3 separate regions of the Mus musculus genome follow, and all the other regions are linked to region 1. The links are chromatin contacts, found by Hi-C or POLR2A ChIA-PET in ENCODE. All regions are on one chromosome and are shown on one strand. The core of a region is the stretch at or near the end of the contact, and the rest is flanking DNA. Distances in the headings are between cores, read along the strand shown. Region 1 holds the start of Irf5 (interferon regulatory factor 5). Region 2 overlaps Kcp (kielin/chordin-like protein). Region 3 holds the start of Atp6v1f (ATPase, H+ transporting, lysosomal V1 subunit F).

Region 1 (2,700 bases), core at 75-2,574:
AGGAGCTTAGGGAGTAGAGAGGGCGAATGCTGTACTGTATCACACAGGTCCTCATGCGAGGCTTTTAGCCTCTCCAGCCTCCGTCAGCCCCGTCCACATCCTTTCTGGTCCTGATCACTTATCCTCACTTTGGAGTTCAGGCCAGGTCGTTCCCTCCTGATCATCCCGGCAGACTCCACCCGGGGCATAACGCGGAGGGAAGGGGGGTGGGGGTGGGAAGGAACCTGGGTCAGCCCCTGGAGTCATCGCGGGGTTACTGGCTTAGTGTCCGTTCCTGGTCCGCTCCTCTGGACCGGGACGTGTCCGCCTTGCTATGCCAGGAGGAGGCCAAGAAAGCCCCCACTTCCACCCCTGCTACTAGGTACCCGCTCTGGGTCCTCTGGAGGTTCGAGAGACACCTGGAGTCTGGGAGACATCTGCACCGAGGGCGAATACTGGCCCGGGACATCTCTCCGCCTGCGTTTCGGCCCAACTACACTTTCCCTTCACGTTCAGATTCTAAGTTGTTACTTCTTAAGTTTAGGGGCAGGCCGTCAAGAAACTAGACCAAGCATTAATCAGCCCCCGCCCCGATTCTTCTCAACAGCTAAGAATAAATCGTCGTCCCCTTTTGAGCTACGAGTCAAGGAGCAGAGCCTCTATTTGACAACGTCTCCCCTCAAACTCTATTCCCACAGATTCCTGTCCTTGGCTTTAAGATCCTTGGGAGGGATCGCTGCTTGACACCTCAACCTCTTTAGTCGAAAAAGTGAGGTGTGGCCGGGGAGGAGAGACGAGCTGTGTGCCGACAGGGTCGGGGTCGGAAACTCGCTCCTCCCTGGTCCCCGCCAGACTGTGACAGGGCGCTTGGCATCCTTGACCCTGGCGAGGCGCAGTGGGGATGTCCACTGGGCCCTTGGGACTTTCCCCGAGCATGCGAACGTTGGCGGCCGGAGCCCGGCACTCCGAGCTGGCCTGGTGCGGAGCGCCTTGGAGCCATTCGCGCTGGCCCGGCGCCGCCTTCGATCATCGCCCACCGCGGAGGAGCGGGATCCCGACCCCGCTGGCCCCGTTGGCAGGTGCCCGGGGCGTGCAGGTCGCCGTGGGTCGGAGCCGTGGCTTGGCTGAAGCCCGGGGCTGTTCCCACCGCCCTCGGGGCGAGGAGCCCAACACAGCCCACAGCCCCGGGACCTACCTGTTTGCTGTGCGCCCGCGGGGAGCCTGGAGCCCCGGCCTGGCGCTGCGGCCGAGCTGAGCTCTCGCCGAGCTGCACCGCCCGCGGGTCGCCCAGCCCGCCCCGCACTTCCGCATCGCGCCGCCCCCGCCCGGGGCAGCGCCCCGCCCCGCCCCTCGCCACCACCCCGCGCCCCGGGCCCCTACCCATCCACCGCCCACCGCGGGGAAGCCCGGGGCCTCCGCGAGACCGCAGACAGCTCGGCGCCCCTCGCCGGGCTCCTTTGGGAATCCGGGGAGACAGAGTCATCCATCACCCAGTCCCCAGATACCCTGTAGCCTGTCCTCACCTAGTCCGCGCCCGCCTGGAGCTGGAGATCCGCTGCGCGCGGGCGTCGATGGAGCCACACTCCAGGGCATTGGGAGACCCCTGAGAGCTCCCTTTCAACATACCTTGGGCCACTCTGTCTCCTCAGCCTTAACACTGGCCCTCCGGACCGCTCCAACTCACCATGTGACTGACAAGCCCACCTCTTCTTTTGCCCTTACCTTCACCGTGGTTTGGGTTTGCCCTTTGAGCGGGTTCCCACCCCCACCCCGACCTCCCGGTTCCATAAACGGGCCTTCCTGTCCGAGTCGATGCTGGCCTCAACTTCCACACATCCTGTTCATGTAGGAACATTATTCGCTGATTCTCACTCTTCAACTTTTGGGTCAGCATCATATTATTTGATAGTCTAAGTGTTTTTTCCAGGAAGGTCTACCCCTTCCTTGAGTCAGCTTTTGGTTTGTTGTGTTTTGGTGTAATTTGTTGATTGGTTTGGAGGAGGGGTGGAGACGACTTCCAGAGTCTTTCCGTTTGATTTTTCCATATGATTTTAACGTCTAATTTCCACTGAAATTCAGCTTAGTTGGGAACCAACCCTGTCTTGCATGGTTCATGATCTATAGTAATTTTTATTTTTATATTTGTATTTTACTGATAATGGAACCCAGGACCTTGCACATTCTAAGCAAGCACTGTGCTACTAAGTGCCTGCCTTCTCTGCCCTGTCATAATTCTAAAGGGTTATTGTATTTGTTTCTTGGGTTTTAACTCTTTTAAGGGTAAAAAGTTGTGTTGCCGGTGCTGGTCTCCAACTCCAGGAATCAAACGATTTTCCTGGCTCAGATGCCTTGAGTAGCTGAGATTTGGTGTAGCATCGCAGGCAGCTTAACTAAAGATATAAGCACATATATTTTAAATGTTTACCATCTTAATTCTTTTTAGTGATTTATTTTATTTTTTATGTATATGAGTATTTTGTCAGCATGCATGTGCATCGTGAACATGCAGTTCCTGCAGAGACCAGAAGAGGGCGCTGGATTCTCTGGAACTGGAGTTAGAGACTGTTGTGAGCGAGGGGGTGTGGGTGCTGAGATCTGAATCCAGGTCTACTGCAAGAACAGCAGATGCTCTTAACTACCAAGCTATCTCTTCGGTCCTAGAGATATTTTTAATACACAAATATTCTGAATGAATTGTTAAATTAAAATGTTATTACATTT
Region 2 (2,700 bases), core at 76-2,575, 41 kb after region 1:
AGCTGCATTGTCCTGGCAAGGAGTTGAGGCCCGGGCTTCATGCCCACCTGCGCTGTTGGGTGTTCTTCTGGGGCAGAGGAACTGTGAAAGAGGCACTGCCTAAGGCCCTACTCAGAAGGCCACAGAGATTGCAGGTCATGGCCTGGGTCTTAGTTAGGGTTTCTTTTGCTGTGAAGAGCTCTCATGACTGTGGCAACTGTTATAAAGGAAAATAATTGGGGCTGGCTTACAGGTTCAGAGGTTTAGGCCATTATCATCGTGGCAGGAAGCATGGTGGCCTGCAGGCAGTCACAGGGCTGGAGAAGAGGCTGAGAGTTCTACATCTGAATCTACAGGCAGCTGGAAGAGAGAGTCACACTGGGTCTTGCTTGTAAAACCTTAACCCCACCCCCACCCCCCATGGCGCACTTCCTCCAGCAAGGCCACACCTCTAATAATGCCACTCCCTGTCATTCTATGGGGGGGTGCATTTTCACTCAAATCACCACAGCCTGGCTCCTGTGGGAAATCCCTCTACAATGACATCTGTCTTTAGGACCATGTGGAGTGTACCTTGAGAAGAGCCAAGAGCTCTCCTGTCCTTATGGCTAAAGGTGCTTAAAGCTGGCATGGTCCTCAAGCAGTGCCAAGGGGAGGGATGTGTTGATGGAGGAAGAGTAACATAGCTAAGTCCTCTCTGTTGGCCCTACAAGAACACCCAACAGTGCAGGTGGAAATGGAGCCTGGCCTCAACTCCTTGTCCAGCAGAACAATGCCTCTGCCACCCACATGGGCCATATTTGCTGGTGGATGCTAGACCCACCTCCCTTTGCCCGACGTTCCTCAGATCACGAGTGGCAGGTGCAGGTTATTCAAGTGTTGCTGGGGTCCTGCCGACTCTCCAGCCATCACTCTCCAGCTGATATCCTCCACCACACAGTCTAAGAAGGAGAAATGGATGTCTGTCCAGAAACACTGCTGTGTTTGGGCAGGGTACTGAACCTGTCTCGTTTCTCCTCAGACCCTACCCAGTCATGCATGCATCAGGGTCGCTGGGTGGCCTCTGGAGAACAGTGGGCAGTGGATGCCTGCACCAGCTGCTCCTGTGTGGCTGGTACTGTGCACTGCCAGACCCAGCGCTGCAGGAAGCTCGCATGTAGCCGGGTGAGTGCCTTGGTTCAAGGTGGTAGGACTAGGGCACAAGGGCACTGCCTCCCCAGAGCGATGAGAGGGGCTTTGGGTTTCTGTTGCCATCCATGAACTACTAGCGGAGCCAGGGCTGGTGCTGTTCCTGGAGTGACCACCAGGGGGTGAACCTGGGTTCAAGGGATCAGTGAGACCACCAGAGGGCTGAGACTTGACAGGGGAAGTGTCCTGTGACTGAATCTGTTTGGGTCGGGGGCCAGGATGAGGTCCCTGCCCTGAGTCCCGGCAGCTGCTGTCTCCGCTGTTTGCCCCGGCCGGCTTCCTGCATGGCCTTCGGAGACCCCCATTACCGCACCTTCGATGGCCGCCTGTTGCACTTCCAAGGCAGCTGCAGCTACGTGCTGGCCAAGGACTGCCACGGCGAGGACTTCAGGTACGAACCCCTTTCTCTACTCCGTGACACCTTAACCTGGCACCTCTGACCTCTGGCACCCGGGCCCTTCCTCCTCTTAGTGTGCACGTGACTAATGATGACCGGGGCCGGAGGGGTGTGGCCTGGACCCAAGAGGTAGCAGTGCTGTTGGGAACCGTGGCTGTGAGGCTGCTGCAGGGCAGGACAGTCATGGTGAGCTAAGGACCCAGGGAAGGTCAGTGCTACACAGTTCACCTGTCTGATCCGACATGGCCCCTTCCTTCCCCTCCCCCTCCCCCTTTTCCAGGTGGACCAGCACACAGTGACCTTGCCCTTCCTCCGGGAGCCACTGCTGTACATTGAGCTTCGTGGTCACACTGTGATCCTGCATGCCCAGCCTGGGCTTCAGGTATAGACAGAGGGCAAAACAGGGTGGTCCTGGCACCTCAGCACTTCTAACGCTTCTGTAACTTCCAACGCGTCTGCCTGGTAGGAGGAGGAGAAGGCAGGGGTGAGAAAGTATAAAGTCGGTGGGGATCAGGAGGCAGTCAAGGTGTTCTGAGGACTCTCCCACCTCCCATGTGGGAAAATGATGATCTCTTGCTCGCAGCCCGAGCCATAACTTACAACCCCAAGCTGTGTGCACTTGATCCAAACTCTGATGGCGTTGTACCTTCCTTAAGGCCCCAGGGCAGTGATTCTCAGGAAGAGGGTTTTGTTCCACCTGGAGTCCAGTTGAAAGATGCAGTGGGCAGCTCTCCCACGAGCATTTGGTCAGGCTGTATAACAAGGTACACAGGCTAGGGAAGTGGCCCTTCCATCCCACAGTGCACCTGTCCATCCCACAGCAGGGAGACTATCAAATTAGCTCGTGAACTCCTTGGGGTCTCCGTCCTTCCCCCTCCCTAGTCCCAAGCCTCTTTGCACAGGTGCTGTGGGACGGGCAATCCCAGGTGGAGGTGAGAGTTCCCAGCTCCTACCGGGGCCAGACTTGTGGTCTCTGTGGGAACTTCAATGGCTTTGCCCAGGATGATCTGCAGGGTCCGGATGGGAGGCTCCTGCCCACAGAGGCTTCGTTTGGGAACAGCTGGAAGGTGAGTAGCTTGGGAGCAAGAAGTTGCAACAGGCTAAAGGAACTGGGTACAAGCCCCTGCTAGGGGACC
Region 3 (2,700 bases), core at 62-2,561, 59 kb after region 1:
CAGTCTCCCAGGTCAGAGCCTGCCACGCTCCAGGCTGTGGGAACTAGTCTCAGCCAGCATCCCTGGACTGGGCTATTTAGGGGAAACAGGTGAGGGCAGTTTATTCCTGAGATTTGGCATAGTAATTCTAGAAAAGGAATGAGGAAAAAAAATAGAGAGTTGGCACCCTCAATTCTAGTCAACAGTGCACTTTCTGGCTTAAAAGGAATGCCTGCACCCAGTTTTAAAAACTACGACCCAGGGTATGATGTGAAGATCTGAAGTACAAAGTCTTTGGGGAAGGCCATACTTCCCAGATGTTTTGCTTATTGTGCGCAAGACAAATGGAAGCCCCATGGCAGACTGCAGGGAGCTGAATAAACAGAGTGGGTAGTAACTTAGAAGACACAGGTAAAGCTGCTTGTTATCCAAGCCCTGTTACTTGAGTTCAATCCTCAAAGCCCATGGAAAGAAAACTGACTCCACAAGTTGTCTTCTGACCTCCATGTGTGCACACCTACCCACGGACACACACAAACGCCGTAATTAAAAAGAAAGAGTTGACCTGGGTTCTGCCTCCTATGGCTAATGTGCCTGTGCCCTAACCAATTGTCCTTTATTTTTCTCACTAGTAACTGGGAATAACCAGTACCTTACAGGACAATTGTAAGCCTCTAAGATAAATGAAGCGTATACACACACACACACACACACACACACACACACACACGCGCCCACTGTCCGGACCTACGCTGGAGGTGGTTAGTTTTCTTAGTCGAAAAGACTAAGGTTCAGAGAATACGCTACAGAGACCCCGGAAGAGGGCTGAACAAGCCGGTCAGCACTGGCAAGAGGCTCCAGGCGTCCAATTACAGCTGGTGCAGACCATAAGCTCCACTCCCCTCCTAAACTGACACACAATCATGTGATGGGGAAAGTTCGTGGACCTGCGGTAGGCCGGACCCCACTGAGCCCCAAAAGGGAACTTAGATGGCGGAGGCCCCTGCTCAGGGTGGACAGACGACTTCCGGGACCATCCCGGTCCCCATCACCACGTGACACCCAGGTTATCAGGCCACCAATTCTCCCCGTGCTTGTAGCAAGCGGAAGGACCCATTTAGGCCTAACAGGCTACCGTACCTGAAAGTGTCTTCGATCTCATTGATGGTGGTATCCTTCTCCACTACCAGGAAATTAGGGTGGCGGTTCTTGTTTAGCTCCCCTATGCCGCCCAACAGGAAACCAGTCACCGTGTCCTCGTCTCCAATCACCGCGATTAGCTTACCTCTGCCCGCCATCCTGTCCGCCGGGCAGAGCGCTTCCCAAACACCTGTGATGCCCCGCCCCCGCAGAGACCCCGCCCTTCAGTCATGCGCAGTTCCCCGCCTCCCGGGCATGCGCATTTAGCAGGAACTCCGCTTAATCTGCGTACTCTTGCGCCATAGAGGCCAGAAACACAAACCACAGAACTACGTCTCCCAGAAGGCTGAGCGTCACAGGCCTCTCTCTGGCATTCTGTCCTTAATTTCTTCTCTCTTGGAAGAAATGCCTTTTGAACCTAGTGTTATTAGAGACCGAGACTTTAGGGGACATACTTTTTTTTTCTTTCTTTTCAGTGTACGTTAGTTTGGTTTTGGCTTTTTTGAGACAGATGGTTACCTATCTCAGGCCGGACTTGAACTTGCAGTGTAGAAGAGGATAGATCCTATTGCTTCTACTTTCCGAATGCTGGTATTATAGGCCTGCGCCATTACACAAAACAGAACAGTGTGTGCTTGATTTGTTTGACTTAAAAAAAAAAAACATCTTTTTGTTGTTACATTTGTGATTTCGGAGGCAGGTGTAGTGTGGCAGTGGAGCAGGCCACAAGTTTGTGAGGTCATAATACACCCTATGAGAGTCACCTTGAGGTTCATCTGGTCAACCCAGTGCTTTTTTTTTTTTAAAGATAGGTCTCAGGGCTGGAAGATGGCTAGGTGGTTAAGAGCACTGACTGCTCTACTAGAGGTCCTGAGGTCAATTCCCAGCAACCACATGGTGGCTCACAACCATCTGAAGACAGTGTCAGTGTACCCACATATATGAAATAAATAAATCTTATAAAAAGATTTATCCAAATATTAGGATTAGGCCAAACTACCTACCCCCTTTTTTTGGTTTTATTTGGTAGTTTGTTTTTTGAAACCTGCTATATGTAGCCTTTTCTGGCCTGGAACTCAGAATGTAGACTAGGTTGGCCTTGAACTTGCAGCCAGTGGTCCTACTGCATCATCCTCCTGAATGCTGGGACTACAGAAATGCACCACTATTTCCTGTCCATTTGTTTGTTTCAACTCTTGCCTCAGTCTGGGATTACAGACATAGGCTACCATAACTGTCCAAGAACAGGTATTTCCTAGCTGGAAGGTCAAGGTCTGAATCGGTATGATGTACACATGCATGCTAACTATGACATGGCTAACAATTACTGAATATATATTAAATTACCAAAGAAATAGGCAAATGAATGATGACACTATGTAGTGCTGTAGAAACCAAGCAAGGCCTCATGTTAGTTCCTAAATTTAGATAATTGCATAGAAACAATCCTAGCACTTAGGAGGTTTGAAGCAAGAAGATTGGCACAAGCTCAAGGCCAGCTTGGGATATTGTCTTAGGAATGAGAGGGGCACCAGCACATGTGAAGAGGCACTGTGACCAGGGCAACTCTTAGAAAGGTTA

What was found. Hi-C counts contacts between places; a loop is a spot of excess contacts on that map. ChIA-PET counts read pairs that join two places held with the same protein, here RNA polymerase II (POLR2A).
Region 2: a loop to region 1 is called in a map of mouse embryonic stem cell, with 2.6 times the contacts of the local background. The contact joins the enhancer-like site here to the promoter of Irf5 in region 1. A Hi-C loop is called at or near these places in 1 of 37 maps with a recorded cell type or tissue (mouse embryonic stem cell). POLR2A ChIA-PET finds 5 or more read pairs at or near these places in 1 of 5 experiments (embryonic stem cell).
Region 3: a map of v-Abl transformed pro-B cells shows a loop between it and region 1 (1.8-fold over the local background). The contact joins the promoter of Atp6v1f here to the promoter of Irf5 in region 1. A Hi-C loop is called at or near these places in 1 of 37 maps with a recorded cell type or tissue (v-Abl transformed pro-B cells). POLR2A ChIA-PET finds 5 or more read pairs at or near these places in 1 of 5 experiments (embryonic stem cell).

What each region holds. Positions count from the first base shown.
Region 1 is chr6:29,525,249-29,527,948 of GRCm38, reverse strand. Irf5 (interferon regulatory factor 5) reads right to left here and starts at 1,324. Exons shown (of 9, transcript NM_012057.4): 1 at 1,175-1,324.
Region 2 is chr6:29,483,861-29,486,560 of GRCm38, reverse strand. Kcp (kielin/chordin-like protein) reads left to right here. Exons shown (of 38, transcript NM_001029985.4): 32 at 1,001-1,143; 33 at 1,386-1,558; 34 at 1,639-1,750; 35 at 1,845-1,946; 36 at 2,467-2,631. Among named protein-coding and RNA genes, the nearest start is that of Atp6v1fnb, 14 kb to the right of the region's middle. Within about 2 kb of position 1,325, at least 1 of the 3 ENCODE cell types and tissues checked has a DNase peak (open chromatin) inside an H3K27ac peak, as active enhancers do.
Region 3 is chr6:29,466,394-29,469,093 of GRCm38, reverse strand. It overlaps Atp6v1f (ATPase, H+ transporting, lysosomal V1 subunit F), which reads right to left and starts at 1,311. Exons shown (of 2, transcript NM_025381.2): 1 at 1,120-1,311. The coding sequence starts at 1,277.